Regions from separate parts of the Mus musculus genome. Here region 2 is linked to region 1. Evidence: chromatin loops called from intact Hi-C (ENCODE). Cell type or tissue: left cerebral cortex. All regions are shown on one strand. Links, peaks and the distances in the headings refer to the core of each region. The heading gives the core; the rest is flanking DNA. Region 1 overlaps Pcdh15 (protocadherin 15). Region 2 has its middle 96 kb from the start of Pcdh15.

Region 1 (9,720 bases), core at 782-8,781:
AAGAGCACTGGGTTCTGGGTACCCAAAGTCCAGGTAAATGCCCTGTAGTTTGGCAGTGAGCTGTAATTCCAGTCCTGGAAAGAAGAAGAGGGGATCTCAATAACAAGCTGACTAGAGGAACAGTCTAGGTGCTATCTGGGTTTGATTAAGAGAGTCTGCCTTGAAGAATATGGTAGAGAACAATCCAAGACCGTTGCAGATTCCAGTCTCAGGCCTTCACAGATACATTTACTTGTGCATGCACACACACACACACACACACACACAGAGAGAGAGAGAGAGAGAGAGAGAGAGAGACAGACAGACAGACAGACAGACATATATGCTCATATGCACACCAAGACAAATGTAAGATAGGTAGACTTAAATACTTAATTTCTTTGTGTTTATTCCCACCAGAAATATTCTCGAATATTTGTACCTCCATGCCTAGGTTTGTAGTGTGTGTGTGTGTAAGCATATATCCATCGTATATGTCTGTACTAGGAATATGCTCGTTTGTATGTCTTTATGCATGCCTGTGCACATGTGCCATATCCTTTTGTGAGCACTCCTTTCTGAGGCACAAATGCTGCTACTTTGTAGACTCCTGAGTCTGTTGATGGTCTGTAACCCTCAAGATTCCCTGCTCTTGTATATTCTATACTTTCCTGTGTGGTAATAGTAGTTTGGGGCACCTCTTCTACACAGATAAGAATGTTCTGTATCACTTTATGGTTCAATATGTCACATTTCAATTTGGTTTTTGAAGGGCCCTATATACAACAAGACCAGCCTGGACAGATGCCTGAACGTACCGCTTATTTATGTCATTCATATCTTTTCCCACAAATCATGTACACAGTTAGTCAAAGGGTCATAAACTATACAGATTAACTGAAAAACAAAAGCTATAGGAAATCACTGCCCAGAAAGCAAAACAGTTTACAAAGATTCAACAGTGAAAAGTTTTCTGACATAAATAAATAATAAATGCCTCAAGAGACAGACAAGTTTAGGCTGGTTGAAATGCTATGTAGTAGTTTCATGTACGTAAAGGCAGGAGTGACTCAATAGGTATAATTTGGTTAATACATATTTATTTAATTAAAATACCATTGTTTCTCTGGTTGAGGTGATGAAAGACTTTGTTTTGACTTGTAAAGTTATTTTTTTCTGAAATATTAAGTGTAACGGCTAATCCTGGTGGTCAACTTGACTATATCTGAAATGAAATACAATCCAGAAATAGAGGGTACACCTGTGATCAAGATCTTGAGGCTAGAAGACACAGGCTTCTGACCTGGACCTTGACATGGAGATCTTGAGGTATAGTGGCTATGAAAAGCTTAGCCAAAGGCAAGGTATTATAGGACTTTAATCCCAGGAGACTGAGACAAGTAGATCTCTGAGTTCAAGGTCAGCCTGGGATAAAGCAAGTCTCAGATCCAGGAGTGGTGGTACATACCTTTAATCTGGGCCACACCTTCTGCTGGAGCCTACATAAGGACATTGGAAGAAAGAAGATTTACTCTTCTTGCCCTGCTTATATTTATTTGCCAGCACATCTGTTGTAACCTACTTCTACAGAAGACCAGCTGAAAAAACTACCCTTGTGGAACTGAGCAACTACCAGACTCTTGGACTTCCCATTCACAGCTAACTGTTGTTGGATTAGTTGGATTACAGACTGTAAGTCATCACAATATATTCCCTCAATACATAGATACATTTCATAAGTTCTGTGACTTGGGAGAACTCTGACTAATACATTAAGTCATCACCTTATTTAATGAACAGTAAGAAGCACTAAGAATAAATACAATATTACTTATTCTATTTATTATGTGATGTGTGTGATCTCCTTTTACCAGCCTAAATTGATTTTTAACAAGAGTCTCAAAGAGAATATTTGCCTTCACTTATCTCCCTTGATTTCCCCCAGAGAATAATTGTGTTTGCTGTTTGATTTATATTTTCGTAAAGTTGTATTTCTATATGTGGTTCTTAGGTTGCATAAAATTTCCATGAATGCTGAATTAATGAACAACAACTTTGAATCCCCCAAGGAATATAGGAGCAGGCTGTAAGCCTCTGCTCACACATTTCCATTCAGCTAGCCAATATAAAATCTTTCTTATGTGCTTCTCTACAAAGAAATTTAATGTGGAGCTTTGATTTGCTAACATGGTAGCAACACAAGCTATGCCTGGATGAAGCAGATGTGACATCCATATTTTCTCGATGAGCCCCGTTCTGTCTTATTTTGATGGGGGATGCTGGGAGGCGTATGATCACAACACTTTATGGACATTTTAAACAACAAAACCATCAACAAATCATCATAAAGTGTGAAAAAAAAGTCATGGTCAGTGAACTGTAAAGACAATTGCATGTAGAATGAGAGCATGTATAAGACAGCAGAGTATGAGGCTGCACAGTCCTCTGTATGCATAAGTCACCTTTCCTGAGTAAGTAGTACCTTCCCTCCCCTGTCCCTCCCCCAGCCCACCACCATCTGTGAAGACAGGAGCCTAATTCCAGACCCTCTTCATTTGGGCATCATTTGCCTGGTAAGTCACTTCTTCCTTCTGGCACCCCTGCTCCTCCATCCCACCTTGATCTGCAAACTCAGAAGCCCAGTTCCAGACAAGGACCCCCTGAATCATCCTTGTTCTTGAGTCTGCTCTGCCTTCTCAGTCTAATTCTCCCTTTCCCATTGTCCTCTATCCTCTTCCATGTTGCCCCATCTGTGATCATCTCCACACACAACAGGTTCCAGATCAGTGGTCATTGAGCTGTAGTTGACTGATGAGAGACACTTGTTTCCTCTCCCACCCCTCTCTTTGCCTCTTTTGTCTCTGCACCCACAGACATAGCTCTGGACCCCTGGAGTGGAAGCCATCTTTTCCTGGAGCAGCTAAACAGCTCATGCACTAGCTTCATATAGTGTAGTTTAGATTCCTCATCTCATGCACTGAGTTAATCTAAGAAAATCCAAATTAGTACATTAGAAATACACCTGTCCCAAAAGAAGTTCTTGAGCTCGGGTCAAATTGCAGAAATAACACAAATGTTCAGAAGTGTATCCGATCTCCTAAGAAGCATAGTAATGGAATTAAAGACACAGATTAACAGACACTCAACAACACTTGCTGGTTTCAATGGGCTGCTTTCTCAAAGAGATATGTCACGTGGACAAAACATACAGAGAAACCTCAGAATTCAATGGCATCTTATATCAAATGTACCTAACATATAGCTACAGAACACCCTAGCTAACACCAAAGAATACACAATCTACTTAGCAGCACATGGTCGTTTCTCTAAAATAGACCAAACCCTGAGACAGAAAACACACATAGAAAATAGAGAAAACCAGAAATATTTCTATATGTACTGCCCAAACATTCTACAATAAAACTTAAAAAAAATCAATACCATGCAAAAGCCCCTTAAGTATGTGTAGAGGAGAAACATCATGTTACTAAATCAGAGAAGAAATCAAGAAAGAAATAAAAACATTCCTGAAACTAAATGGGACTGAACATGCAACCACAGTAATAATTATACCCCTGTAATATGTTAGCAGTAGTTTTAAGAGGAAAATTTATAGCTCTAAATTTCTACACTAAAAAAATCAGACAGAGCACAAATAAATGACTCAATGTTGCAGCACAGGAATTTGAGAAACAAAAAGGAATCAAACCAAAGCCCATCAGATGGCAAGAAACAAAAAAATTCCAGGCCTAATTCATGAAATTGAAACAAAGAAAACCAACAAGACTAAGAACTGGTTCTTGGAGAAGATGAGCAAGATTGACAGACCCTCCACCCAACTAACCAAAAAAAAAAAAAAAAAAGGTGGGACCTAATTACCAGAAATGAATGGGGAAACATTATGACATACATCACATACATCAAAGAGTGTATTTGCATGTGTATGTGTCTCTTCCTCTGTGTGTGTGTGTGTGTGTATGTGTGTGTGTATATGTGTGTGTGTTTCTTCAGAAGAGGAAAAACAAATACTTCCTCTACAAAACACAAACCAAAGGTTTAGATGTAAAACTTGGAAAGATGGAACCCTGGCTTTTCACATAGATCCTTTGAAACTCAACATTCTTCCTACAAATGTTAAAGTTGGATTGAGGTTTAGAAGGGATTGTTTGGATCTATACTTCAATTGCTTGTTAAACAACACATAAATACATTTGTTGATTCCATAAGGTATGGTATCATTTCTTTCCCAATCTATGTCAGATAAGGAAATTCAGAGCCTGATTAAAAACAAACAAACAAACAAAACCTTGAATGAAAGTTCATAGGGTCAGAATTAGAAGACAAGGAGCTAAGTCAGAAGTAAGGCAGACAGACTCTTGAAGAATTCAAGATTTCATTTGGAGACATTTACTTCAGTGTCCACTTACTTCAGAGTAAAATATAGAAGAAACAGCCTCACAGAGATGACCCGTAATAGAGTATGTCAGAGTAATGAGAATCTAATTAAATTATGCAAAAAGTGCTGGGTCCATCATAAATTCTCATAGAAAAAATCAATATATAGTCATTCTTCCTAGTAAATATTAAAAATAAATTTTAATAGATTATACACTAAAATGTATGTTATAAGATTCTAAGAGAAATATAAAATACCATTCCCACAACATGGTAATCACTAATGACTTACTCAATGGGAAAAATGACATACAAGTCACAAAAATAACATTGGAACAGTTTTAAAATAACACCTCGTGAAAAGCCAACTCACAAATTGGTGGAGACAGTCAGAGTTACATGTATTCAACAAAGAATTTGTGCCCAGGATATATAAAAATATTCATAACTCAATAGAGAATGGCAGACCCTTGGATTGGATGGTTATCAAAACTGTGATGGTAGTCCTTAAAACCTCTTATTTTCAAGTAGCAACAGGAAATATTTATGAAAATGTCATTAAATCAAGTCTACACATTTACCAGCTTGGGCCCAAATGAGAAGTCATAAAAATACCAAGTTTGTCCAGGAGGTGGAGCACAGTGAATGCTGTTGTTCTGCAGTAGAAACTAATTTTCATAATCACTATGAAAATATTTCCTTGGAAGAGAGTCATGCATATACTGTGACTTGGATTTTCCACTTAAAATTATTTAGCACTTAATAAACAAGAATATGCACATATGTACCCTCATGCTACATATAATAACATAGTAGATAAGTTTTAAAAGAAAATAGCTGAACAACTGTCAATGGTCGTGAGATGTAGATAAGCACTATGGTAGAATAATTGCTGAGAACACAAATACTCCTCTTCATCCTCAGTACAGCAGTCAAGTTTAAGGTGAATTACCTTCATACTACTGCACATCACATGACTATAGGATCGATGCAGACCAAAAGCATAACGCTGAAACAGGAAGCTCTGACCTAAAAGGAATGTGCAATGTATAACTCAGTTCATACTATCAAAACTAATAAGGGGGAATAAGCTAGACTACCATATGTGAGAGTGTTCAGTTCCTCCATCCTACAGAGGGGATGGCTTGAGAGATTTAGCCCCACCGATGTATTGATAACCTTTAGGACTTGACTTTAGAAATATCATGGAAGTAAATAACACAATTCACTCATTTATGATATTTATGCTATATTTCAAATGTATGCTTTAGTACAAAGCCTTGATCTTTTAGTGTCAGTACAAATATCAGAACGATGACCTACCTATGAAATAAAACCAAGTTTAGGCTTTGCTTCAAAGTGACTTCTCTAGAGGAGGGATATGATAAAACAGGTCTTTCTGTTGACTGCTGAGGCTGGATAACTGTTACTGATCCTTGTCCACAAGAAGAACTTAGTAAGAACTTGAACAGGTAACACATAACTGGAGTGAAGATTGTTTTTCTTAATATATCTCTCCCTTTCTGTTCATTTCAATTCAACTTTTTTCCTAGTTTCCTAACATTAAGATGAAAATATTAAAAATCAAATGTATGCGAAGTTTTCACCAGAATGGGTGTCTCAGTGGCTTCTGAGATTCTATAATCCCATATAGTACTGGTGTTAGAATTTTCTTTCATGGTGCCTCTTAAAATATGTCATTCCAGTTGGTTTTGTTTCTGCAAGCAAACCGTGGTACGAACACAGTGACTTTAAAGAACTTTTCAAAACTGCTGCCTTGCTTCAGCATATTACAACAGAGACTGCAAAAAACAATTTTGATACCAATATCCTTTTTAGTCACAAAGGCACAGCATGCTGGAAGTGTCCACTTGCAATAAAACAAATGCAAAAAGCAAAAGGAAAAAATCAATAATATCAACTTAATAAAAATGCCACTGCGAAACTCCCAACACACAGAAATGGTTCCAAGGAATAGGAGCCCAGCGCAACATATGCTTTTAAATTGATGTCACGGTGGGGATTATATGTAAGAACATTCTATTAAAACAAAACATCTTTGGATTACTGAAACTGGTAAAGAAACATAAAACTGAGCAAGACAGCCTTACCCAGTGGCATTACTGCTAAGTGTATTGCAACAAGCCTTTTTCATTTGCTATATTTTCTTTACAATACAATTTTTATGATATAATAAGATTAGCAGTATCTTGGAATAAGTATACATTATATGCAAATATATGTAAGTAATATGTGTTTCATCTTGCAATTAATAGGTAACAATTGAATTGTGGTTTAAATGTGAAAAATTTCCCCATACATGTTGGTCTTGGCTAGTGGTGCTGTTTGGTAACACTGTGGGACATTTAGAAGGTGGACCCTCTAGGGAGGATGTGGGTCACTGGGTCTGGCTTTAAGGCTTCTCCCTCTTCCCCAGAGACTCAATATGAGGACTAGACAATCTCCTGCTTCTGCAACCATGCCTCTCCCATTTCTTTATGTGTTTCCCATACTGGAAAGATCTGAGTTGTCCTGTACCTTAATGACAAGATGTTATCAAACATAGAGGGTACTGTGTCTTTGCTAAGAGATGAGCATCATCAACAAGGCAACATTATCTAGCCAAACAAGAGTTTATGTCAGGCTGTCAGACTAACACACAACTGCTTTCCAGTTATCAATATAGTTTGTCTGAACCATGGCATTAGACAGACATCTCATGACAATTAATATCAAGGAAATCTGCTCAGCAGGAGGCAATATGCTGCACATTTTATTGTTACTCTTGCGAGTTAGGGATGCCTGCCATCTAATCAACAAATCCTCAGTGTTATGATTAATCTCTTGCATTTGTATAGCATAGATTTGGTTCATTTTTCAGGACTGATTTTTCTTTTTTATATACTCTCATGGCTACAGGGAGAGCACATATTTGGCTAAATATTATTCTGCATATGTATGCGAAGTTTTTCTGTGTGAGTTTATCATTGGAACAGTAGAGCAATAATGAGTATCAATTATGCTGCTCAGTGTGATGGGCCTCTCCCAAGCCACAGATGCCATGAATAAAAGAATGGGAGAGAGGAAGCACTCGTTTACTCTGTCACTGAGCTTGCGACAAACAGATAGACTGGAGCTAGTGTAATTTCCTGTACAAATAACATATGTGCAGGCTGTATATTTCAGGAAATATACACTGATATGTTAGGAGCTTCATGGGCTTCATATGTTCAGCTTACTCTTTACTAATATAAATATACGCATATATTTATGAAACATTTGACAAATGGTTATAAATGTTAGACATTACCATGTGATATATATTCAGCTACAGAATATATATAATAAACATTTATTGCTATGTATTTTCAATATTGTAAACATCTATATCACCTTTATCTATTGGATTGGATGGTTGTCTGACCAATCTTTCTCAAGATCATCAAAAGGAAGCAAAAGTTCCTCTAGTCTCAGTATGAAAGAAGAAACAGAGCGATTAAAAGTGAGGAGGGTCATCAATGGGGATTCTGAGGATTCTGGGTTTAAGTAAACTAAGGATACATAAATAATTAGTTTCAAGTTAATAATACTGGGCCCATTTTTTAAATTCTTTTCTGTGGGTTAGAAGTCTATTCAAAGTTTTTATTTGATCTTGATTTAACTTTGATAAGTGGAACCTATTGAGGAAACTATCCATTTCTTTTATCTTTTCTAATTTTGTAGAGTGCAGTCTTTTAAAGTAGGTCCTTAGAATTCTCTGTGTTTCCAAGGTGTTTGCTGTGTGTCCCTCTTTTCATTTCTGATTTTGTAGAGTGAACCATATGGATTTAAGAAGTTACTACTGGATAGGGATGCATACAGACTTTATAACTTCTGAAAAATCACATTTATGGAAAAATTGTTCTTATAAAAGTATGATACTGAAGCATTTCTATGATATTTCCATCAGAATGGAGGCTAAGATAATACTACCATATTATCAGAAAATGATGCTTTTCTAATCGCTGAAGATAACCCTGTAAGAAAACCAACAGTGTTAAATAACCTGGATCCCTGGAAGCTCCCAGAAACGAAGTCACCAACCAAAGAGTATACATGAGATGATCTGACATCCATGGAGACATACATAGCAGAGAATTGCTCTGTCTGGCTTCAGTGGGAAAGACTTAATGCTTCAGGGAAGGGGGATGCCTGAGGGTACCATCTCAGAGGGAAGGAGAATAGGGTGGAGAACTCTGGGAGGGCAAATCTCGGGTGGGAGACATTTGGTATGAAATCAAATAAAATATCTAATTAAAATTATACTTCTCTAAACAATAAAGTTTTATAACTTAATTTTATGAATCTCATATACAACAAAACCAGAACTAGTTGTCATTAAACAGAACAAGCTATCTTTGAAAGTGTGTGTGTGTGTGAGAGAGAGAGAGAGAGAGAGAGAGAGAGAGAGAGAGAGAGAGAGAGAGAGAGAGAGAGAGAGGGAGGGAGGGAGGGGAGGGGAGAGTGAGTGGGAGGGAAGGGGAGGTGGAGGGGAGAGGGGTAGAGGGAGAGGAAGGGGTAGAGAGGGAGAGGGAGAGGGAGGGAAGGGGAGGTGGAGGGGAGAGGGGTAGAGGGAGAGGAAGGGGTAGAGAGGGAGAGGGAGAGGGAGGGAAGGGGAGGTGGAGGGGAGAGGGGTAGAGGGAAAGGAAGGGGTAGAGAGAGGGAAAGGAAGGGGTAGAGAGAGAGGAGGGAGAGGGAGAGGGAGAGGGAGAGGGAGAGGGAGAGGGAGAGGGAGAGGGAGAGGGAGAGGGAGAGGGAGAGGGAGAGGGAGAGGGAGAGGAAGAAGAGAAATGTTTCCAGATTTTGTTTGTGTCTGTGGCTTAACCTGACTGACATTCAATAGCTGCTTCCCATGGGTGGATAGAATCATTTAATTATTTTAACTATTATTCCAGAGTCTAACTACAGCTGAAATGGTTCTGAATGTGTCCCACCACAAAATTTAACTTTACATAAAACACTCTGAGAAAAATTTTCTCAGTTATTTTTGTGGTCCATTTGTGTGGTTCTTCAGGGTTAACTTGGCACATGGGCATGGTGTCCCAATGTCACCTATGAGAAGTATATATCCTCTCACTCCCTGCTGGCTACATGTTAAACATACTTTGTGGTCCAAGACAGTTCTTAAATATTCAATGGGACTTGGAGAAGACAAAATGTTAAGTATTTTTCAAGGTGGAGGAGGTACAGTTAAAAAAAAGCAGTTCAAGGATATTTGAACACCTCTAAAAAAAGAGTATTATATGTATTCGATAACAATTAATGATTAAAAGAGCCACAAATTTAAAAGAGAGTAAGGAAGGGTAT
Region 2 (9,720 bases), core at 1,070-9,069, 480 kb after region 1:
ACTTTTGCATTTTTTTTAGCTTCAGAAATATCCCAGGTGTAGTTTCTTCTATGAATTTTTCAACATAGCACCATAAACTTAGAAAACATCTACTTCCTCACAGTTTTGTTCTTTAGTGATTTTTTTTTTATGAGCCAACAGAGATTTACAGAAAACAAAAAGAATGGGGGGGGGGGTAGGCTAGAGGATAAAGATAAATTGCTTGCCATCAACCGTGAAGACTTGAGTTCAATTCTCAGATCTCAAAACAATATCAGCATGGTGGAGCACACTCATTATCCTGCTATGGCCAAGCAGAGACTGCTGGATCCCTGAAGAATACGGGCAGTGAAGAGAACCAGACTAGTGAGTCCCAAGCCAATGAGAGAGCCTGTCTTTTGCAAACCAAGTTGGAAGGTGTCTAAGGAATGAAACCCCAGTGGTCTGTGGGTTTCATACCACATGCACACATACATATGTAAATACACCCAAGTATACATACATACATATATATATATATATATATATATATATATATATGCTCTTGCACATCTGTTCATGTACATGTGAACATGCACACACACACACACACACAGAGAGAGAGAGAGAGAGAGAGAGAGAGAGAGAGAGAGAGAGAGAGACAGACAGGCAGAGAGACAGAGACGGAGACAGAGACAGAGACAGAGACACAGAGAGAGAGATCATTAGAGCCCCAAGAAAGCAGAGAGAAAAAAGAAAATTTAATTTGTGCCTGCCACTCAAATGGTAAGACATTCCCCTAAACAAGCTATAAATTCAGAGTCATCTTCCTTATGAAATGTTATCTTTGCGTTTTGAAAACTTTTAATAACATTAAATTTCAAAAGAAAACTGATGGAAATGATTTTAAGCAATTCATATGTATAGGCTGTTTTTTGTTGTTTTCTGCTTCTTTTAAATTTTAAATTAAAATTCCCAAGAGCTGATAGAACCATTGCATTGAGCAAATGCATATAATCCAGTGCTCTCCTGACGCTGCACGCTTAGCAGTTAGTTCTAGGGGAGCTGAGGGATGCAAAGTGAGTTTGAAGCCCATTGTTATCCATCCATTACATAGGGCTGGACTGAAGGCTTCCAGAACAATTTGACTTTGTCATTTGTCATTTGTTATTTTGTAATTTGCTTTTGGTGAGGTGGGAAAGAATCCACAGAATCCCAGTGGTCAAATGATGATTCAGGGAGATTTTCTCAGCAGGATATCTTTACTTCCCAAGTTGGTGCTGTGGGTCTCATTTCAAGTGTTTCTGCATTCTGGACCTCTATACAGCAGCTGCTTCTATATTAAAACCTTCCATCTTAGAGGTAAACTCCTTCAGGCATAGGATGTCAAAGAGGAGATTAAAAACAAGAAAAGATGTTGAAAGTGAAGTGAAACAAGAGGTCATTCTAGGAGGAAGTGAAACAGTCCAACCCACACTGAAACTCCTTAAGCTCAGGAAGCAAACAACTTAATGGGTCCAGGAAGTCCATGAAGTTCACCAGATTTACTAGGTCGTTCCCTCTCTAAGCATATTTAAACAGTAAGATTGCTGAGCTACACTCTTAGACTAGCGGGATTGTCTTGAAGAAGCAGAGACCAGCAGTACTTCCTGGAAGAGGCTTTCTCGTCTGAGATGAGCTCTCTGCAAGGACACTAGCCAACGAGGGTGAGTAGGTGTTTGTTCAGGGCTATCCAGAAACAGTGTCTCACAACATGATATGGGCTGATCTTATTATCATCTAAACCTTATCCAGGAATAGCTGAAGTCAACAGGTGCACTTTGAATAAATCCTGGCTTATACTGCTAAACCAAACCATGCCCTTTAAAAGTTTTTAAGCTCCTTTTGATTAAAAGTTTTTTCAATAAATATGTATCTTAACGTATTATTTCTCAATGAAAGCAAAACCAATTTCAAAACTTCAATCATTTTTATTTCGTTACTATTCTAAAGAAGAGGAATCTGAGAATACATTTCTACCAACTCTCTTTATTGGTTGAATAATCCAAATGCATATAGTCTTAAATTTTAGCCCAAATACTCTGAGATATAATTTAAATTAAAAAAAAAGCCTCTTTGAACAATTTGAAAGGGATGAAAGTGTCTTCAATTTAAACTTTGTACTTGGATGTCAGGGGAGATCTTGCAGTAAAGACAACTTTCTCAGAGGCATTTGCCTCCATATATTTATATGTCATTATATAGTCACCTAGGAAAAAAAGCCATTTGGGATAAAAGATTATGAACGTGGGGATTGAGTGTCTTTGAGAGACTTCATCACTAACATTCCATGGAAATTCATCACTGATTACAAAATTGGAAGGTAATAATATTAAAATACAATAGCATACACAAGAAGCATAAGTTTCAAGGATTTTTCTTACCCATAACTTTCTTCATATCTCAGTCAATAAAATAGTAGTGATGAATCTTAAAATATATAATCAAAATTAAAGTAGGAATGTAGTTTTGTTGTGTAATGATTGAATAAATCTAGATCATAAGAAAGATGTAGTCCTTGCTAGAAGAGTTTGTTTTGTATTGATTTCTGAGTTTAATTTTTTGCTTGAGAAAGGGGATCTGAATCCTTTTCTTGGATTAAAGTGAGGCAACATTAGGAGACATTTTCTGGGTAATAGCAATGGTACAACTTCACACTCAACTCAGGCCAGGTTCCTTACTATGTCCATAGCTTGAACTTTGGATCCTCCAACTTCAGAGGAAAGCACAACAGTTGGCAATATATTCTGAGGGCATGAAAAATTTTGAGTGTGTGTGTGTGTATGTGTGTGTGTGTGTGTATTGATTTATCTGTCTTAGAATATTAAGCAATTTAGATGGGAGGTCAGTGAACTGCTCCACATAACCATTTTGATTGTAATCTCAAAACAAAAGCTACTAATGAAAACAATAGAAGAAAAAAGTAGATGATAAATAAACATACTATTCCATATTTGACCTTATAATTAAGAGGAGGACATAATGTGTCATTAATGCATTGTACACATGCTACTTGCGGACATACATGGTGCCCATCGGACATTTCTCTGACATATTCGATCCTTGAAGTTTAGAGTCTAAAGAATACAAGTTCTTCCACAGCTTGAGTCAGTGTCTGGTCTGACCTTTAACACTTCACACCTCAAATGATTTTGAGAGGGAATCGGGCTTTAATGAGTTTATAGGACCACAGGATGTAAGGGCATGGGTAATGTAAGTATTTTCACTTTCTTAAATGCAACAGTTTTCCAGTGTAATATAACTTTGAAACAAATAGGACTTTGTTGATCTGAGGGTGAAAGCCAAATCATATCATTTGCATATAAATTGTGTTATTTTACTTTTTATTGCACTGTTCTTAAGTATAGCAAAATGATCCATGGTTCAATTATGTTTGGTTTAAAATGAAGGATTGCTTCTTCAATTTTATATATAATTATTCTCTATTTGCTTTCCTTATTTGCTCTAATATTTCTAGTAATTACATATATGTATTTGTTGATTCTCTTCCTTACAAGATCAACCCTTTAAAAGCATGCACTGATTATTTTATTCAAAGCTTTGTTGCAAATTATTATTGACATGATAAGTAAAAGAATAACCAAGAGCATTAAACGGTTACATTGATAAGTCAAAAAATATGATTGCTGGGCTCACAGCAGTTGAATGTGCTAGATTAGTAGCTATCCTGTCCTTAGAATAGCACATATTTTTAGGTCCTTTACGAAGGGGATAGACTAAATATTTGAGTTTAATTGCTTTACCCTGGGATCACTGAAATCTTGATACAGACAATTTGAAGAACTTTAAGAAGTTTGCCTTGAAAATAAGCTTTAAAAAGCTTCCTATAATGTAACCCTACCACATCTAAATCATTCTAGAAGAACCCATTGACATCAGCAAGGAAACAAGCTGTCTGCCTACAGTGCTGCACAAGAAGAACAAAAAGGTTTCTAGTATTTTTACGAGTTTTGATAGCAAGCAGATTTCAAGATAAAAACAGAACTGTGAAGGAAAAAAATAAACTGTGGAAAAGAGCCAGAGAAATAATAGAAAAGATCATTTCAGGTTCTTTCCCATAGAACTAACAACAAAGATAATTCACAGACCAATAACACAATTTAAAAGCAACTACAGACTGCCATAGCATTATATATGATTGTGTTTGTCACATATGTCACCTTAACATGAATACCATGTTTTTTTTTTCCTCAAGGAATATTTGACACCTCACTACTCCACCTAACACATTTGGCAATAAGGTTTCTGGAGGGTAAATGAAATATCTGAGTGTTTCCCCTCCCAATGAATCAGCTCCTATGGACAAAAAGAACTAAACAAATGATAATGTTGTGTTAATAAAATGAGAGTTTTTCTGTGGTTTACCTTTGGCCACTTCAGCTATACATATATGATTACATAGTTGGGAGTGTGCCAATCATACATTTCCAACAGGCTGGACTGAGATAAGTCACTTTGAATAAACATAGTCGGCAAGTGAACACATACATACCCATAATCAACCTCCTCTCTCTTTTCCTTCCTCCCTTCTAGTTAAATTTAATGTGAAATTACGTTCAAAATTGCAGTTCAATGACACACATTATGTAGCTTGGTCTTTGATATTATGATTACCAGACAGGTAATCTAAAAGCTAAATGGAACGATTATGAATGCTGTAAATGAAAAAGTCAACAAGAATCGCAACCCAGTGTCGTGTCTCTCCCTTCACAGAGGGATACTGTGCATACACACACACACACACACACACACACACACACACACACACACACACACACACATAATGAAACTCTTTTTTTTCGCATGGATACGTCTTTAAGCTGGTCTTTAACCTGAGCAAAGGAAGACCTTCCTCAATAAGCAGAAGTTGACTTAAGAAAAATATCAAACTCATGGTTTTAGACTTTTATACTGGAAAAGACTTCCAAAGAATGATATAAGTTTTTTGTTATTTATGGCAGTGATCCATGTGCCTTGTGGTAAACTAACTACAGCAAATGAAACTTCTCTTTTTTTTCCTGCATTATCTTCACTTCACTAATACAGATCTTTATGGACAATAAGAACCTGTCAATATTTTAAAGGAATAAAAAATTATTGGCTATAAACTATATATGTTGTGTGTACACCAATATGTGATTTTAGCTTATATACTTAAGTTGATAAAATAGGGGCTATGGAGATGTCACAGTAGATTGCAGTACTAGCAATACAAGCCTGATGCTCTGAATTTTTCCCTAATTAATTAATTTATTCATTTTATATCCTGATTGAAGTCCCTACTCTCCTCCCAGTCCCCCCTCACATTTCCCCCTCCCCTCTCTTCACCTCTGGGTAGTGGGAAGTCCCTTCTGGGTACCAATTTCCCTGGCACCTCAAGTCACTGCAAGAGTAGGTATACCCTCGGGATTTTATCTCAAGCTCAGGCAAAAATCTAGCTATGATTGTAATCCTAGAACTTCTACAAGCAGATGGTCTGTGTTGACAGGAGAATCTTTACACATATCCTGGAATAAGCTGTATCGTGACTAAAACAAGAAGAGGACCCCTGCTTCAAACAGGTGGGAGGTGCGAACTGATGTCCAGACGTTGTCCTCTCACCTCTGCATGAATGGCTTGACGCAGAGGAGCCCACCCCACCCCCATGCAGAAAAATACACACACACAAAATAAATGTGTCAAAAAAAGATCATAAATATATACACCTCACAAGCAAGACTCTTACATGCCTGATCTATTTTAAAGCTGGAAAAATGGTCTAGCATTTAAGAAAAGATACTGTTCTTGCAAGGGTCTGGAAACCAGTTCCAAATGCTCATATCAGGCTGCACATGGTTGTCTATAATTCCAGTGTCTAGGGATCAAACATCCTTTTCTGGTCTCTGAAGGTACCTGTATACATGTACGAATAGCCACACAAGTAAGTAAAAGTAAATCTTTAAAGAATAAAACCATTTCTGGTTTTTTTTTTATTACGTATTTTCCTCAATTACATTTCCAATGCTATCCAAAAAGTCCCCCATACCCTCACCCCGACTTCCCTACCCACCCACTCCTCCTTTATGGCCCTGGCGTTCCCCTGTACTGGGGCATATAAAGTTTGTGTGTCCAATGGGCCTCTCTTTCCAGTGATGGCAGACTAGGCCATCTTTTGATACATATGTAGCTAGAGTCAAGAGCTCAGGGGTACTAGTTAGTTCATATTGTTGTTCCACTTCTAGGGTTGCAGGTTCCTTTAGCTCCTTGGGTACTTTCTCTAGTTCCTCCATTGGGAGCCCTGTGATCCATCCAATAGCTGACTGTGATCATCCACTTCTGTGTTTGCTAGGCCCCGGCATAGTCTCTCAGGAGACAGCTATATCTGGGTCCTTTCAGCAAAATTTTGCTAGTGTATGCAATGGTGTCAGCATTTGGAAGCTGATTATGGGGTGGATCCCTAGATATGGCAGTCTCTAGATGGTCCATCCTTTTGTCACAGCTCCAAACTTTGTCTCTCTAACTCCTTCCATGGGTGTTGCCCTTTGCTTCACATGTGCTTGTTTAGAATGCAGTACTGTTAGCACAATTCTCAAGGTCCTGCGAAATAAAGAATGCAGAGGTAGAGGTAGCCACAAGCATTTCCCGATTCGTGGGAGTGAGCCAAGCAGACAGTCAGTGGGCAACAAGTCTCATTTACAACGCTGGATCAAATTTAATTCTGCTCAACCTCTAAACCTCATAGGTGAAGTCCTTGCATTTGATCACTCAGGTCAAATGCTCTCATCTCTTTCATGAGATGGGCTGTGTTGATGGTCTTAAGGAACCAAGACAGTCGCTTTACTCCGTGGAATCTCCAGATGGATGAAAGCTGTTTCCCTTGATGTTGCTGAACATCTTTCCAGGTTTCTGTTTTCATGACATACCTGCCTGGGTTAAGTACTTTTTCATGTCTTTCTAGAAAAACTACAGGCTCTATTTATCACTGCACCTTAAGAGATTGCCCAAACACTCAATAGGTATGATTTGGACACAATAGCACTTACATTCTAGTCTGATTTGAATTCATTTCATCTATTTTTATTTAATGGTTTTACATTTTTAATTAAAATATTATCATGTCACTTTCCTCCTTACCTTTCCTCACCACCCCCTCACAAAGCCTGTCATGTCCTCTCCTCTCCAACCCTTCCCATCCTCCCAACTCTCAAATTGATAGCCTCGTTTTCTTTGATTATTACACTGATTTGAATCCTTTTAATTGCATCCTGAGCTACAATTCCAACATGGCCTGTCTTGTTAAATGTTCCATGAGATGACTTTATAAGCTGTGTTACTGGTGATGATTTACCTCACAGAGCCCTATATATTAGCATCCATCTATATTGGAAAAATACTCCAGTTGCATGTAACATGCACCAGTGACCTGACTCGTTGAAGAATTGATGACTCTCAAAATTTGATACCTCCCATATTTTTAATATTACAACAGTTAATTGTCGGGAAAATAAACCTGGAGGGTAATGATCCTTGGTGTAGACAGATGTCTGTGCAGCAACAGTTATCCTGCCCAGGTGCAACTATACTTTCTTCATACATGGAGAACAAAATGTGCTTGTTGGGCTGGAGTCTATAGGATGGTGAGTGCCTTAATCAGAGCTTCTATTGCTGTGATAGACTACCGTTACCCAATACAACTTGGGGAGCGAAAGGTTTGTACCATCTTACAAGGTATATATCACTATCAAGGGAAGCCAGGGCAAGAACTCAAAGAACTTATAGGCAAAAGCTGAAGAAGAGGCCATGGAGGAGTGTTGCTTACTGGATTGCTCTACTTAGCTGGCTTACATGTACATATACATATACATATACATTACATATAACTTACATATATAGCCCAGGCCCATCTGCCAGGTGTGGTATGACTCTTTGTAGTCTGAGTCAGTTGTCACACATCAATCAAGAAAATACCCCACAGACATGCCCACGTCCAGTGTGATGGAGGCAATGGTGACTCTCTTTTCCCAGGCATATCTAGTTTTCTATCAAGTAGAGAAAAACTAACCAGCACAGTGATTTATCTAATCTGGGAGCAATAACTCACTACACACTAGTATGTTCAGGTTGCCATTAATGTAATGATGGCTAAATTGAGAAGAATTCTGAAATTGTTCATTACCTATCAACATGAAGGGCCATACATAGAAAATTGTACTGGTAATTTCAGGAGGCAAATGAGACAAATTAGATTAGATAATGTTTCGATAAATTAAATGTATGGAGTGAATACTTATGATTTTAAAATGATTTTACTTATTTAATTTAATACTGTATGCATGCATGAGTATGTCTATACACCATGTGCATGCATATGCTCACAGAGATCAGAAGAGGGCCTTGTATCCCCAGGAACTGGAGTTACAAGCAGCTTTAAACTACCTAATGTCAGTGCCAGGAAATGAACCCAGGTCCCCTGCAACAGCAGCAAGTGCTCTTAACCACTGAGCCATCTCTCCTGCCTCCTTACTATATTTAAAATAGAAAGTGATAACCAATAACATTCTATATTTACTAAAAAGATGAACATCCTAAAATTTCAAGGCATATCTATAGGGAAGGTCAGAGCATATTCTACTCTAGGTTCAAAGTAGTCAGTACCTTGAAGTAAAGGTCATTATTCAAAGGTCATAGAATATTTATGTCTTTATTAAATGATCGGTTAAAAATGGAAACGTTCCTTGTAAAAACATTTCACTTTCTAAACTTCTTTTGCCTGAGAGAATACATAAAATCTAAGAAAGGCCCATATATTCAACATTACACTTAGCACTGAAGGCAGACTCCAGGCTTGTCAGTAAGAGACCACTTTGATTTTAAATATAATTATAATGGTCTCTTTTAGCAGAGAATTTCAAAAGTAAAACTGCATTGCCCATGGGCCCATGAGTTTGAGATATGATACAAACTTTCAATGAGTACAAAACAAGAAAGAAAGCCATCTCATGGCTGAACACACTTAAATACCATAATAGACTCAGTAGCATGCCAGAAATATCCAAGAACTATAAGGTATGTGACTGTGCTAAACATTTATGTGGATGGCCAAAGTCAAAACAGTAGCAAAGCACAAATATTAAATAAAATATAAAATACAATGAGTTTTACAATAATGCAAAATCTCTGAATGAAAAAGTAAAGTGAACCTAATGTGGAATTTTACTGATTAATATAAAGCTGGAGAGAAGAGTAGAAGGAAGTGTTGGGCTGGCTGTTAAATGTTTATTGGAAGAAAACCTCCCTCAGATAGCATGTCTGACTTTCACAGACTCTTTAGAATTTGAAAGAAGATTAGAACATTCAAAGAGACCCCTTAGATAAGTAGGAGTCAGCCAACAATGGCGGATACCTTTGTGATTAACCTGAAAATATCTGTATACTCCCTGCCATCATATAGTATACTATGGCTAGCTTGACATACCTGCCTAGCTGCTTTTGCAGTTTACAACTATACTAGTGCATCTGCAACCAGTATGTACCTACAACTGTCCCATTTCTCTGGAAAAAAAAAAAAACAAACAAACCAAAAACAACAACAGCAACAACAAAAATACAAACAAACAACAACAACAAAACATACGACAGGATATCTTACCTGGATAAAACCCAATTTAATTTTTGTTGAATTGTGTATGGATACTTTGAAAACATTGCCTCCTAGGAAAAGGA

Evidence for each region. Hi-C counts contacts between places; a loop is a spot of excess contacts. Peaks named below come from ENCODE experiments on the same cell type or tissue, not always from the same donor. Only the 100,000 strongest peaks of a DNase experiment are listed, where the experiment ranks them.
Region 2: it touches region 1 in a loop (2.4-fold over the local background); 2 of 42 quality-filtered maps call a loop at or near these places.

What each region holds. Positions count from the first base shown.
Region 1 is chr10:74,199,153-74,208,872 of GRCm38, reverse strand. The region is part of intron 6 of Pcdh15 (protocadherin 15); the gene reads right to left. Among named protein-coding and RNA genes, the nearest start is that of Gm40691, 67 kb to the right of the region's middle. In left cerebral cortex, for the core only: a CTCF peak has its summit at 4,998 (motif pointing right); a DNase peak (open chromatin) is centred at 4,983.
Region 2 is chr10:73,720,768-73,730,487 of GRCm38, reverse strand. It overlaps a transcript of Pcdh15 not described here. Among named protein-coding and RNA genes, the nearest start is that of Pcdh15, 96 kb to the left of the region's middle. In left cerebral cortex, for the core only: no CTCF peak of the experiment used is centred there; a DNase peak (open chromatin) is centred at 5,535.